2 separate regions of the Homo sapiens genome follow, and region 2 is linked to region 1. Evidence: read pairs that join two places in POLR2A ChIA-PET (ENCODE). Cell type or tissue: GM12878. All regions are shown on one strand. Links, peaks and the distances in the headings refer to the core of each region. The heading gives the core; the rest is flanking DNA.

The links. Peaks named below come from ENCODE experiments on the same cell type or tissue, not always from the same donor. Only the 100,000 strongest peaks of a DNase experiment are listed, where the experiment ranks them.
Region 2: POLR2A ChIA-PET joins it to region 1 with 5 read pairs; 3 of 35 experiments call an interaction of 5 or more read pairs at or near these places.

Annotation. Positions count from the first base shown.
Region 1 is chr11:95,711,721-95,719,271 of GRCh38, forward strand. No RefSeq gene overlaps it. Among named protein-coding and RNA genes, the nearest start is that of FAM76B, 74 kb to the right of the region's middle. In GM12878, for the core only: no CTCF peak of the experiment used is centred there; DNase peaks (open chromatin) are centred at 3,571 and 4,211; H3K27ac peaks cover 350 bases.
Region 2 is chr11:95,077,487-95,085,037 of GRCh38, forward strand. No RefSeq gene overlaps it. Among named protein-coding and RNA genes, the nearest start is that of ENDOD1, 8.6 kb to the right of the region's middle. RefSeq lists a silencer at 3,645-3,845. In GM12878, for the core only: no CTCF peak of the experiment used is centred there; no DNase peak of the experiment used is centred there.

The DNA.
Region 1 (7,551 bases), core at 1,119-6,118:
ATATTGTGTATTTCTCATGCCTGATTCAAAATCACAAAACTCACCAGCTCATTTTGTTACTGAGAAAAAACGAGTTATGACTTAGAAGGGACCATGAAGGAAAACTAAGGCAACCTGTATAAAGCACAACAGAATATTAAGTGTGCATGTCACTTGGCTGGGACACCAGAGTATCACAGGCAAAGGGGTAGAGTTGTGGTGGATGCTGAAAATGGCTGGGTAGAGACCCTCAAGGGAGACTAGAGATAACTGTGGCTAGAAGACAAAAAGACCTGTGGGTAGGAGGTAGTGAAAGTGATTAAATCCTCCTCCTGAAGCATATTAGGGAGCAGTTGAGTCATGGGTATCAGAATGAGCCCAAGCAAAATGGTTCCTGTAATATTAAGCCATTACAGGCAAGCAAGGTCAAGGACGCTCACAAGAGGAGAAATACAGAGATGTGACAGAGAGATTTCCAGCTTCACATAGTAACGCCCGAATTGATGTTTTATCCTAATTAAAGCTTAATATAACTCTGTGGTAAGAGTTTCTTGCCCCATATATTCTGAGATATACTTCTGAACAAAGGAAATGTGCCGACTGAGAAATATTCCATGAAACTAATTGCTTGATAAATGTGTGCAAAAACACATAACACAGAGATATTAAACAGGAAAGCTGGGAGAAGTTCTGTGCTAAAGTCAATAGAATAAAATCAAACCAAAATGGTAGAGTGTGGGATAATGCAAAGAATGTCAATTATACAATTCCATTGTATAATACCACCATATAACTAGGTTCTATAAGTCCACACACACACCTAGGGAGGTAGTCTTATTTACCTCTTTCAACTTTTATGTTCTGACTAATACGTATTAGAGTCAATATTGGTATGTTGATTCCATATGACTTGTTGATTAGGGATCAGATGAGAAGATTATTCTAATACTGAAATACTCCTTTTTCACCTATGACTTAATCACCTAACTAAAGTTTACTGTGTTCTTTGGGAATCCAAAGTGGGTGGTGGGAAAATGGAATTGTCCCTGGCATCTTTCCCAAACTACACATACCCACCCATCCATAGATGCTGATGGGCCCTTAAGGGAAACCTCCCACCTTCCCACCCCTCCAGAGGCACAGTGCTGCTGACAGACACAAATTATCAGGTGCACTGAGTGAGGAAAAAATGTTAGAACCATCAGCAAAATAGGAAAAACCACTGGACTACAGTCTGATGGAACTGGAATTGAATTTGGGTTCTCACCCATACTAGCTCTTTGTTTCAGACAGTTACTTAACCTCTCTGCTCCATTTCCTCATCTTCAAGGAAAGGGGGGACAATAAGAGCTAATTCCCAAGTTTAAACATTAAATAAGATGATTTATGTGATAAAGATATTAAATGTTTGTAAAATTTGAATAATATTGTGCCATTCATAACTATCTATGTTATTTTAGCAAACAAATATGTCAGATTCCACCCACTGTTTTTATTTTATTTCCCCTTATTTTCATTTATATCACCTTCCACTGGTTTGTACTAAAAGGATTTCCTGGACTGTATGTTTTTAATGTTTGTAGAAAGAAAGCTCTCAAAGGAAAGACTCTTTCCTCTATATCCAATGGAATCATTGGCACAAAATTTAGGAAGTTAAGAAGAAATAACATTCTTACAGTTATTTGATTCAACATGGAAATTTCTTTTAGGATGAACTTTTTGCTGATGTCATTGGCTCGGAGTAAAACTGCCAAATATAAAGATATGATTCCAGCATTAATAGAGCAAAACTGTGAAACTGTACCAACCAACCTGAATTGTATTCTCATTAGTGCTGTCAATTAATGAAGTTAGACAAACGATTTTCCCACATTACAATGTAGTCTACTCAAAAGCCTAAGGAATGCCACCTGCCCATCAAAAATGAATAAATGTGACGTAATTCCATTGTATAATACCACCATATAACTAGGTTCTGTAAGTCCACATACACACCTAGGGAGGTAGTCTTATTTACCTCTTTCAACTTTATATTCTGACTAATATGTATTAGAGTCAATATTGGTATGTTGATTCCATATGGCTTGTTGATTGGGGAATCAGATGAGAAGATTATTCTAATACTGAAATACTCCTTTTTCACCTAATGGTTTAATCACCTAATTAAAGTTTACTGTGTTCTTTGGGAATCCAAAGTGACCATTGGTGAACCTGACAAAAAAAATTCATCTTCTTAGAATTTTGTGATGTAATTAATATTTATTTTGGAACCCTCAGCACCCCAGAGAAGAGTTAGGTATAGAAAGAAACTCTAAAAAGCATATAAGTGCCCCAGAAGATTTTCCCCTTCCTCCCTGTCACATACCTCTTTGCCTCAACCCACTTAAATTCTGAGAAAAAAATCAATACAGTTAAATGAATGTAAGTATGGGTTTATCATTGTCTCTTTAAGTAGAATTATGTCCACGTTTTACAAGTTCCATTTCTTTAGGTGTCAAAAACTAGTTTTATTTAGCTGAGGTTGAGAATATTGGGCAGAGTCAAGGTGAGCATCTAGTGAAAAGCTTTGGAAACACTCCAGGTATAAAGCTGAAGACATTAATCACCAGAATAACAAATGAAATTGAACTGTTCTAGAATTGGGCTCCTTCACCTCATTTTCCACTTCTTCTTCCAGTGTGGTCATCAGGATTCAATCCTGGTCCTATGCTGTCCATAAGATAATACCAAAGGGAGCAGACACTCAACATTTACTTCTTTTTATCTCGACTCTAATCAAGAAAATATGACAATATTTCTGATATCTCTTCTCAAAAAACTTTTTTTTTACTCTAAGTTCTGGGATACATGTGCAGAATGTGCAGGTTTGTTACATAGGTATACATGTGCCATGGTGGTTTGCTGCACCTGTCAACGCATCATCTAGGTTTTAAGCCCCGTATGCATTAGGTATTTGTTCTAATGCTCTCCGTTCCCTTGCCCACTACTGCCTGACAGCCCCAGTGTGTGATGTTCCCCTCTCAGTGTCCATGTGTTCTCGTTTTTCAACTCTCACTTATGAGTGAGAAGATGCAGTGTTTGGTTTTCTGTTCCTGCGCTAGTTTGCTGAGAATACCTGAAAGCTTTGAAAAATCAGATTATCATTAAGAAATAATTCTTAAACTCAAAAATTTTGCCCAAAGAACTTCCTTCTCTGGAGACCTGAAAGAACAAATTAAATACTCATCATAAATATCCAAGTGCAAAACTACCAGTTTTGCATTTATAAAACTACCAGTTTGCACATGAGGAAACTAAGATTCAGGAAGTGTAAATGATTTACCCCGGCATGAAGCTAGTTAATAGAAGAGCAGGTTGCTCCTTACTCTTACTATCTTACTTTTTTGTTAATCATTTATACACAAATCCTGAGTACCTACCATATCCATGGCACTAAGGGCTGTGAAGGGAACAAATCCAAAACATTCATGGTTCCTCCTCCCAATATTATTATTAGATACTTTAAACATTACAATAATGATAACCACTATACATCAAATACTCATTACGGGGGAGAAACTGGGTCAATATCATGGTCGCAGACATTATTCTCTTGATATGAGTGTTAGTTTCTTCAGTTTACAGATGAAGAAAAGGAAACTGGTATGCAAAATGTCATATAATTGTCTCAAATCACACAGTTCATCAGAAGCAGAGGTCAAATTTGAACTTACATTTGCCTGATTCCAAGACCTTTGCTCTTAACTGTATCATAAGCTGATGTAGTTCTACAACTGAAACTTAACATTTACCTCCAGAGACAATGGAAGATACTTTAGCTAAAAGTAAAAGAAATTTTCAAAAATAAGGTTTATTAACGCTAGAATAATTTAACATAGGGAGCCTGTAGAACTTCATCACTGTAGGTGAGTTGAAAATGAGAGGATACTAAATTAGAGGTTTTATTTAAGAGTGGGTCTACCTAATTGCCTAGTAGGAAGTGAAAACAAATGATATTTCAAGCTTTCTTTTACCCTATGACTTTAAGGAAAAACAATAACAACCATAAAACACCACCACCTACGACAACAGTCTTCTGTGTTTTCCCATGCATTCAAATGAGCTAAAAAGTGATAAATGCATTGCAAGTAAAATAGCTATGCAGCACTCTTGGGAAATGTGGTTCCACGGAGATGCCACAGAGACTTTCATTGTAAAGCCTGGTACTGAAGTTTGGACAAAGGTGTGTTTGTGTGCAGTGACTAAGCTTGTGTGGGAGGGAGGCAACCACTGCAGATGGCTGAAAAATATGCTAATGTTGAAAGACCCATGTGATGGCTGGCATCCTGAAAGAGACACAGATGTTTCCTCCCAAGAAGAATTTTAGAACAAGTGGCTTGCTGACCTATTCAGGCTTGATTCCTTAACTGCATCTCAGGGTCATACACACGTCAGAACCACTGAGACAATTGTCCTCCTCACTTTGTACCCCAGGAAAGAGATAGAGCAGCTAATTAATCACAAGGCCTTTGCTGATAATACCTTTCATTTGAAATTTTTGTTGTTTTTGTTTTTAAGATGTTTTCATGTTCTCTGAGACTTGCTTTCAGAATGCTGCCTCTGTTCACATGCTGGGTCTCCTACAGTGCTCACATTGCTCCACTCTCTGTACGTTTTGTTTTTTTTCCCCATAAAAACCATCCCTCTTATATTCACTTTTTAAGTCTTTCTTTTCCCCACTAAACTATATGCTCATTTCATGGCAGGGAGCATGACTAACTTGTTAACCACAAAATCCCAAGAGCCCAACATAATGCAAGATACATAGAAGTCTCTCAAAAACATCTTTTCTCAGCACTCCTGAGAATACCTACAAGACATTCTCAGATATACTAGAGAGGCAGAGCGTAGATTGTCTTGTATTAGTCTACTTAAACAAGATTGTTCATTCCTTCATTTATTCAACAAAACTTCGGGGGTTTATATCATGTGTCAGGCACTGCTCTAAATGACCAGGATGCTGCAATAAAAAGAACAACAAAAAAAATTCCCATCCTTATGGGTTTAGGGTGTTAACATCAATATATTTTTAAAAGAAATTGAAAAAAACCCAGGTACTTCGACTACAAAAATCATTTTGTTTGCAGATTACCTAACACTGCTAACTCAAGTTCCTGGGTCTATAGAAGAAAAATAAAATTAAAAATTAAAAAACAGCCGGGCGCAGTGGCTCACGACTATAATCCTAGCACTTTGGAAGGCCAACACGGGCAGATTACCTGAGGTCAGGAGTTCGAGACCAGCCTGGTCAACATGGTGAAACCCTGTCTCTACTAAAAAAAAATACAAAAAAAAAAAATTAGCAAGGAGTGGTGGCACATGCTTGTAATCCCAGCTACTTGGGAGGCTGAGGCAGGAAAATCGCTTGAACCCAAGAGACAGAGGTTGCAGTGAGCCGAGATCATGCCACTGCACTCTAGCCTGGGCAACAGAGCGAGACTCTGTCTCAAAAAAATAAAAATAAATAAATAAATTAGTTAATTAATTAAAATTCAAAGACATTGCTAAGGATCTCACTAGTTTTCTTCTATCTTAATCAGGTAGGGATTGTCCCCATAAACAAGAAGAGTTCTAACCTGCAAAGCACAACTTAAAGAAATATAAATCTGCTGTAATGGATATGAAAGCTAACTGTGTACCACTCCATCCCCACCTTTCTGCTTCTGGCATTATAAGCTCTCCAATAGCTTTAGCATAAATTCACATGTCCTATTGTTTCTTGCCACCTCTCAGGGTTCTGAAGGAATAGGCACCAGGTTCTGATAAGAACAGAAACATCTGGAGTGTGGGAGTGTTCATCTAAAGAAAAAAAGTGAAAATAGCATGCATTGAACTGTTTGGTGTGCTAAGTAATGATTAGGGTTTTCACATACATTGTCTCATTTAATCTTTGCAATAAACAAACAACAAAGTACATCATATGCCCCCCTTTTATTTTCTACCAAAGAAGGAAATAGGGTAAGAGGTAGAGACGTACCTTTATGGATCTATAGAGAGATTTATGGCTTTTGTAATGGTCAGAGCACCTAAATCACTAATTAACTTCCTAGCAAATTTATAGGCTGACATAACAAGTGAATAAATGGTTTCACTAGATACTGAGGAATTTTATTGTTCATAACTTTGTGCCAAAAAAAAGAAATGGGAAACCATTAGATCAGAGAGAGTGGCCATCTACCTTCTATTCACCCAGGGAAGATTTTGTAGAAAAAATGGGAACTGGCTACAGTTGATACTATATAAAGAAATACTGACTTTTAAATTTCTTCACTCTCTTTCTTAACAGATTCTCTTTTTTTTTTTCTGTCCTTAAGGTCTCAAAGTTTTCTCCAGCTGAAAATACAGCTGCCTCATAGAAACACTGCATAAGAAAATTAATAACAATAAACCCCAGAGGAATCAGGGAAGTGGTGATAAGGCTGCTTTATGCTTTCCTTTTACCCAACTGAGAACTTCCTTTAGGCCTCACTTGCTGAATGCTAAGAGGCCAGGGAGGAGCACTAGGGAACATAGGAGAGAGACAGGATGGCGGGAAGCAGCGAACAGATATGGGAGCAAAGGGAATTTTAAAAAGAGGAAAGGTCTCTGGCCAGGGCTGGCCCAAGGAAAAAATTGAAGGTCAGCAGACGGGTTTTAACACAACCCTCTCCATCTCCCTGTCTATTACCTACAGTGTTTTCATCACCCTCAGCGCCTAGCCTCAGCTGCTCTAATTTCCCAGTTGCTCTAATTCCCATCCTCCCATCCACCTGAAACAACAAATGTTCCAGACCAAGAGTTAGTTTTGTGTTTACAGTAGAGCCTCATTTTGCACAAATGTAAGTCATGTTCTGATTTTAGAACCTAGTCTTGCCACTAGTTTTCTTTATCCTCAACCACAAACAAATCTATTAGCATGTATTAAGGCTATGGAAAAAAACAGACTGGACTATAACCAGCAGGCAAGCTTGAGAATGGACACTGCTCCCCATTCTCTTCCAGACAATTAATAGTTACTACAAAGGCAGAATGCTGTAAAGGGCCAGACACCAGCATATACACATTCTTTTTTCTTTGGTCTAGATCAATGGTAATCAAGTTTCAATATGCTTAATAATTACTGAATAGTAAATATCACAAAATCATTTACACTATAAATCATAGGTGATTTAAGGGCTTTTTTTTTTTTTTTTTTTCTGAGACAGGGTCTTACTCTGTCACCCAGGCTGGAGTGCAGTGGGCAATCTCGCCTCACTGCAACCTCCACCTCCTGGACTCTAGTAATTCTCGTGCCTCAGCCTCCCAAGTAGCTGGGATTACAGGCATGCACAACCAAGCCCTGCTAGTGATTTAAGGGTTTTTAAGTAAAATTTTGTCTCTGCAAAATTTTCATCTAGTTTTGACTTTTAAACATGCCCAGCTGAAAAAGGTCATCTCTACTATAATACATTTTTCTGGAGAGAAAATTATAGCATTTGAAATACTCTCTAAGGAGCCTATAACCACCAAAGATAAGAACAACTCCTCTTCCCATAACAAATCTCATCTGTCTCA
Region 2 (7,551 bases), core at 1,136-6,135, 630 kb before region 1:
AGGTGCCACCTTACAAAAATGTAATATTTGTACTACTGGTATCCTGGCATTCAGTTTCCTTGTGTCCTAATAGTTCAGGGCCCTCCACCCAAAAAAGTACCACACTCAGGCCTGTGGATCTCTGAGAGCATCTTTTCCTGTTCTCATCACAATCTTTTATTTATTTATTTAATTTTGAAATGGAGTCTTGCTCTGTCACACAGGCTGGAGTGCAATGGCACAATCTCTGCTCACTGCAACCTCTGCCTCCTGGGTTCAAGAGATTCTCCTGCCTCAGCCTCCTGAGTAGCTGGGATTACAGGCACGTGCCACCACACCTGGCTAATTTTTGTATTTTTAGTAGAGGGGGGTTTCACCATGTTGGTTAGGCTGGTCTGGAGCTCCTGACCTCGTGATCTGCCCCCCTTGGTATCCCAAAGTGCTGGGAGTACAGGTGTGAGCCACTGTGCCCAGCCAAAATCTTTTATTTTTTTGGCCCATCCCTCAGAGCCTCTTCTTAAAAGATTCACATTGCATCTGTCTATGTATTTCAGGACCCATTTATTCATTTACTCATTCAATAAATGTTTACTGAGAACCTACTGTTCCAGGCTCTGTTCTTGGAATTGGGGACACAACAGTGAAAAAGACAAGTTTCAACTCTCTTGGATGATCTATTCTCATTATCAAGAGTGATATATAATAACATGTCAAGTAATTGTAAGGGCTATGAGGAAAAATAAAGCAGAGTGAGGGGTTAGAGAGTAACAGAGGCTGCTTTATCTGATAGGATAGCTACAGAAACCTCCGGGGGATGTGGTCCTTGAACCTGTGACCGCGGGAATGGGGCTTCATTGTGGGCAGAGGGGCAAGTGCAAATGCCCTGAGATAGCAACATGTGCTCACAGATTAGCAAAGGGGCTGGCATGTAAGAGTGAGGGAGTAGGAGCCAAGGCAGGGATCTGAATGTGGGGATGAAGCAAGCATAAATGTCTTAACTCACTTAATGCATACTCCTCCAGAAACCCCTGAGCAGTTGGAGTGGTTGATGTTTCAGGTAAGCAGGGGGTGGAGGAACTTGGGGACCACAGAGCCCTTGAAAGCACTCATAATTCACAACCAACCCTGTGAATGGCTCTCTTTCCTACCAGATGCAAATCTTATGAGAGAAGGAATTATACTTTTTGGTTCCCTGCTGTGTCAGCTAACATGACATGTATCTGACTCCTACCAGGCACTTCATACTACTGTCTAATTGGATTGGACTCTAGCAGTCACAGCAGATCCCTGGCATTCACTAAGTTAACAACAGTCATTTCAGCTGCTTATGAGCAATCTCAAATCAGAGCCTGCGTAGGAATTTCCTGGAAAAACAGCTACTAGGTGGGAGATCAGGTATGAGAGTCAAACAGGCAATAGATTTGGAGTATTAAGGCTATGCACTGGAAAACCCTGGCTCCAGATAAGGATAATATTTAGAAAAGTGCTAGGATTAGGAATTTGCAAAGATCTCAGGATCCATTCCTTGTGAATATCAAGTGTCTACTCAATAAGTTTTTCCCACCTGAGAAACTCCTTAGGAACCAAGTGGCCTAACCTTGCCTCTCATGATGATATTACCTTAACTGTACTTACACTTGGCCATCTAAAATTGTAAGTACTTTATCTATAGTTTCACATTGTTGATTAGATCAGATTAATACAATTGGTTGTTGTCTTTCTTTTTTTTTCTGTGCAGTGAGAAGTCAATGAATGTTGTTGATTAAATGATAAATGACCTAAAACCTCAATAAAAGTGAAAAAAAGGGCTAGCATAATAAGAAACAGCTAAAATAAATAGTTCTCTCTTATAGCATTATTACTTTCACATTATTTTTAAAAATAATGTAACTAGTACTAAGCAGGGGTTGAAATAACTTGAAGAGCCAGAGAATAAATCCTTTCTCATATTTCAATAAAAGATTTTCATTCATTCATCCATCCATTCGTTCATTAATTCTTTCAACAAATATTGTTAATCAAGCACTCTCTCCATGCTAGGCACTGTACTAGATGCTAAGGATAGAACATAAGACGGAGATTATAGTCAGCTTGGATGGAGACACAGACAAGGAGTTAGGCACTCTCACCATGCTACAGCTTCTTCTAAGAAACCATAGCAATATCCAGGCTCTCCTCCATGCTGCTCGTCTTAGAACCCCTGGGGAAATGTGTCTTCTGTTGGGAGAGTCAGCCTCAAGTTCAGTGCCAAAGCTACATGGACTCTCAGAGCTGCTTCAGTCCATTCCTGGTTTCACTGCAGCCCTTTTGATCACTTTCTCCCAATCATGCTTGACAAATGGACACAGATCACCTTTCTTGGTAGCAACGGCTGCCTTAGGGTACCTATATTCCTTTCCTGCCAGTTCTGCCAGGCATAGGATGAGCCTGCAGAGATATGGGGGCTGGCTTTGATCACCCCATTGGCTGCCTCACTCTAGGAAGTGGGTGTGACTTACTGTCAACCCTCTCCCTTCCTCTGTCCATGCCACTGACATTACTTGGCTCCTTTAGGGAGCAGGGTCATTTAAATGCCATTTGATATGTTCCATTCTCTCTTCCCACTATCCAGCCCCCTGCCATATACTGAACGTGTCCCACCAAAATTCATATGTTGAAACCCTAATCCCCAAGTGATGGTATTTGCAGGTGGGGTCTTTGGAAGGTTTTTAGGTCATGAGGGTGAAGCCTTTATGAGTGAGATTAATGCCCTTAAAAGGAGAGATACAAGAGAGATTTCACTCTCTGTCATGTGAGGACATACCAGAAAGGTGGCTGTCTCTAAACCAAGAAGAGGGCCTTCATCAAGAGCCGACACCTACATCTCAGACTTCCCAGCTTTGGCACTGTGAGAAAGGAGTGTTTGTTATTTAAGCCCCCTAGTCTAAGGAAATTTGTTACTGAGGCCTGAGTTGACTAAGACAGCCCCCAAGGAATGCTCTAGGGGAGTGGGAAAAAGGAATAAAGAAATAAATTATGAGTATCCATGATGTGCCAAGAACTGTGTCTAGCACTTTCTATACCTCATTCATTTCCTCTCCCAATAGCTCAGTCTGTAAAGTAAAGCCAATGGAGTTTTGAACCCTAGCTCCACTATTGATTAGCATGACTGTGGGCAAGTAACTCACAACTCCAAGGCCCAAGTGCCTGGAGAGACAGAGTAGCAGGGTCATTACTAGCATACATCCTGTGTCTAAACCCAGCTCTGTGCTTGTAAACTTGGTGGCCTTGGCAAGCAACTTCATCTCTATGTATTTCAGCTCCTTCTTCCCCAAAATGGAATGATAACAGCAGCACCCAGGACAATAAGGGTTGTTGTGAAGTCTAAAAAGCTAATATAAGTAAGACACTTTGAGTAGTAAAGAACTCAAGGTAAGAATGAGCAATTATTTTACATCTTCTTGTTGAATATTTTTAAAAAGTGTAACTTGAGCACAGTGTTTGGCAGGAAGAAACACACATCAAAGTCTTGCTGTTATTGATATGATTTTATTATTTTAATAGTAATATCATTACTTTTATTGCTATTGCTATTGTTACTTTCAGGCTTAGAGGTGATAGGCCCGCTATCTTCTCTATGGAAGTACTAGAAGAGAGAATGACAAAGCACAAGTGCTCCAGCTCCTTGTCACCAAAGTATGGGCTGGGATCCTGCAGCATGGGCATCATTTGCAAGCTTGTTAGAAGTGCAGAAGCTCAGACTTCGGCCCTGACCTATGACTCAGATCTGCATTTTTAACTAATCCTCCCAGGTAAATCAAGGACAAGTTTATGGTTGAGAAGCACTGCTCTGGCACATTGGTTCTCAGCCTCGGCTTCCCATTAGAATCATATTTGAAACATACTGATGCCTGGGCCCCCATCCCCTTGCCCCCCCGCCGGAAATTCTGTTTTAATAGGCAGGAGTACAAGGGTTTAAAAGCTCCCTGAGTGACACTAACATGCACTGAGGGTTGAGAACCACCCATCTAGCATTTGGTCCATGGGGAGTTTGGCTGCAGGCGCAGATGGGAGTCTAGTTTGTTCAGCAACTGCCAGTGAGAGTTCTGGTTTGTTTTGCTTCTTTTCAGGCCCCAAAGGAAGTGGAAGTACAAAGGGACATGAAGAGGGCACATTCTTCTCTCCCCACACCCACCCTTCCCCCGTCTTCATTCCAGCTAAAAGGACACATGACAAGGCTGGGACAGGCTTGTCGGCCAACGTTTCTGTTTCTCTGTGTTGCACTTCACAGCATCCAAGCTGTACTGGCTGGCTGTGTCTCTCTCACTCAAGTCACTGTGCCAGCTGGGCTTGGCTTTTCTGTGGTAGAAGCTTGTTCTTCCTTGAAATGAGGTCCTTCTCTTGCTTTTCTGTTTTTGCCCACTGCTCACAGCACCCAGATGTTGCTTGGTTGGAGAAAACTCGACCAGAGATCTCCTCTCAACCTCTCATGTGAGACTCTTGATGCCTGGTGGGAAATCCAAAATCCCAGCAGGCTCTTGCAAGTTATCTAAGTGAGTGTTGCTGTCAGGACAATGGCTCCTGCCTCATCATAAGGCCAAGGACTTGGACAGTGGGGGTGACTGTTGTTATGTGGGGATGAGGGCCATGTGGCTGCCATTTTTTGAATATTCAAGAGAAGCTTTGAACTTGGAATTTTATTTTAAAATCTTTAGGTTTTTCAATGTTGGCAGCTAATTCAAAAAACTTACAAGCGCTACTGGCCAAATTGACCTGCTGGCCCACTGACCTCTGAAACATTCCCTGCTTTCTAAATGACCCATTTGGGTTGGGAAGTTGCCCCAAGCCATGGAGACTAACTTAAATAATCTCACTCTACTTCTGGCACTGGTAGAAAAGGTAAAACACCTGGGGTCTTCTGAGTCATGTGTCCAAAGTTTTTAATTCAGGTGACTTGTTCTGGGCTTGTTAGTCAGGCAGATCCTCTGCCAAAGGAATGCCCTCCTATGCCCAGGCCCATAAGTGGCTGTTTCTAATGGCACCATCCAAGTCCTCTGTGTGTCCTGGGGTCGCAGTGGACCTCTATGTCTGACCTGGGGTCAAATATTGTAGGAGTTGTGCAGAGTATGTCATATTGCCCTGGGAGAGCTGAACACATGGGAAGAAAGAAAGGCTTACACTCTTCAGTCTTCTCCCTCCCCTCCTCTCCTCCCTCCCCTGAATAATAGAGAGCCAAGCATTTGACAGAGCTCCTTGTTCAATGCTTCCATGTCTCTGCTAGTGATCAAATGTTTCTCCCTCAATATTCTCTTTATACAAGATGATGTGACGTGAGTTTGTTGCTAATATTAGATTTGCAACAGATGCCCTCATTGTTGGGTCCTGGGTACATGCAGAGCAGATTAATAATCCAAAGACAAAGGCCTCAAATGCCCAGTGACTTTAATAACAAAACTTGCTGCAAGGGACAAGGGCTCACTCTGCACTGGGCAAGGTGAGGGGGACGGGCCTGCAAAAGGCCCAGAAACTGAGTCCACCATCTAGATGCCATTGGAAACGTAGGCGGAGCTGTTGGTGGGAGGTGGAAGGAAGCACCAGGAAGAGGCATCTTCAAGGGGTCACAAGCAATAATATTCAGGTCTATGGTGAAAATGACAAGTCATCTAGTCACTGCTGGTGGCCAAAATTTGGACCCAGGGGAACCAGGTAGCAAGCCTAAGAATTCAATAGATATGTCAATGGACATAGACGGTTCCTTCTGCTCCTTTTCATTTTTCTTAATAAAGCCTTTTTAGACAAATCGTAAACCTCCATGGTTACAAACCAAGAACCTCCTGGGTCTAACTAAGCATGAACCACTAGGATTTTCTGCTCCCCTCCTGCTTCATCTTCAGAATACTGTCATCTCACCTCTACAAGGGAAGGTGTTTCTTAATATCTACCAATGTGCTTTTTTTTTCTAATTTTACTTAGTTGCCTGAACCTTATGGAAGTTAACATTGCAAACCACGAAAGAGAATGTGTCTATCTCTCTTTGTCGCCTCCTACACATAGGCATTTTCTTAAGGAGTGTTCCTCTGCCCACAATGATCCCACTGCTATTGCATTGGAAAACTGCCTGAGACTTAATCAAAGTCAATGGATCAAGGGTATTTTGGTCTTAGGGAGTTGTACTGGAAAGGTTCTGTGCTTCAGAGGTCCTATCTTGATTTGGAATTGAATTGTCAGGTTGCATCCTGAAGCTAACCAGTTTATAAACTGAATTTACTCTTTCTGAAATTATAAACCAGAGCCCTAAAATACTTGTCTTGTAAGTTCCAGATTTTCATAATTCTGTTTTCTCTAAGTGAAACTCTGCCCATCTACTTATAGAGATGAAAGAAAGGACTAGCATTTATTGAGTTTTGCTATAGGTTAGATGCTTCATATTGGTTATCTCATTTAATTCTCATGTCAATAATACAAAATAGGTATTACTATTCCCATTTTACAGATGAGGAATTTGAGGCTCAGAGAGCTCAAATAGCTTGTAAGTGGCCGAGCTCAAATTTAAACCAAAACCTCCTGATGCCAAGACCTGTGGTTTTTCCATTTGTCTGTCTTTTTGTTTGGGAGTCTTTTATAATTCCCTGATGCTGTTACATGTCAACTAAGACAGACACATACAGACTTAGAGATGGGACTAAATGTTTTCCCTATTTTTTTCTACCAATTAAAATAAATAGCAATTGTTTTAACTCATAAGTAATTACAATGAAATTGTTACTTAGGCAGGTGTATTTCTGAAATAAATGTATAAAGTTCTGTGTTGAAAATAGAGATGACCTGGTGGTAAGCTGAGATTGTGGGTTCCAGGATGGCTGAGACCATGTTTTATACCCTCTGTGGCCCCAGCAATCTGCACTGAGCCTGGCCTGTGGGGTCCACTCGGTATTTGCTGAATGAAGGAATAAGTTTCTCCTCTATCCACATCCATATTGATGTGAAGTCTGATATTAGTTTTTTCTATTTAATGTGGTAAAAGACCCAAAACATCAAACTAATCATCCTAACCATTTTTTAAATGTTAAGTATATTCACATTGTTGTGAAAAAGATCTCAAGAACTTTTTCATCTTGCAAATTTCAATTTCTATACCCATTAAACAACAACTGCTATTATTTTTAAACATCATCCACATTTAGCTTTACTAGAAAGAAGACAGCTCTGCCCACATTTCAGGTAAACATGACTCAACCTCCTGCTGCTTATGCATCAGCAACTCTCTTGACTCAGTAAAACACTGTCTGCCACCCACACATGGGTTCAGCCAGGCAGGCTCTCTTTGATTTGGTCATTGTTAGAAAAAAAAATCAGGCATTCTAACCCCAATAGGAACTACTCCTCAGCTTCCTCACCTCTCCTGGTAATCCAAACTGTATTAGCTTCCTAATCATTTGGCAATTCCTTATATGTGCTAGAGAGACAAGAGAGGAGAGCCAAAGAAGTAGCTCTAGGGGTCTAGAAATTAATTGTTATTCTAGTTTGTGAATGATGTTTCAACATATCTCATAATTAAGTATGATTTTCCACCATTCCCATTGTCTTTCCAGA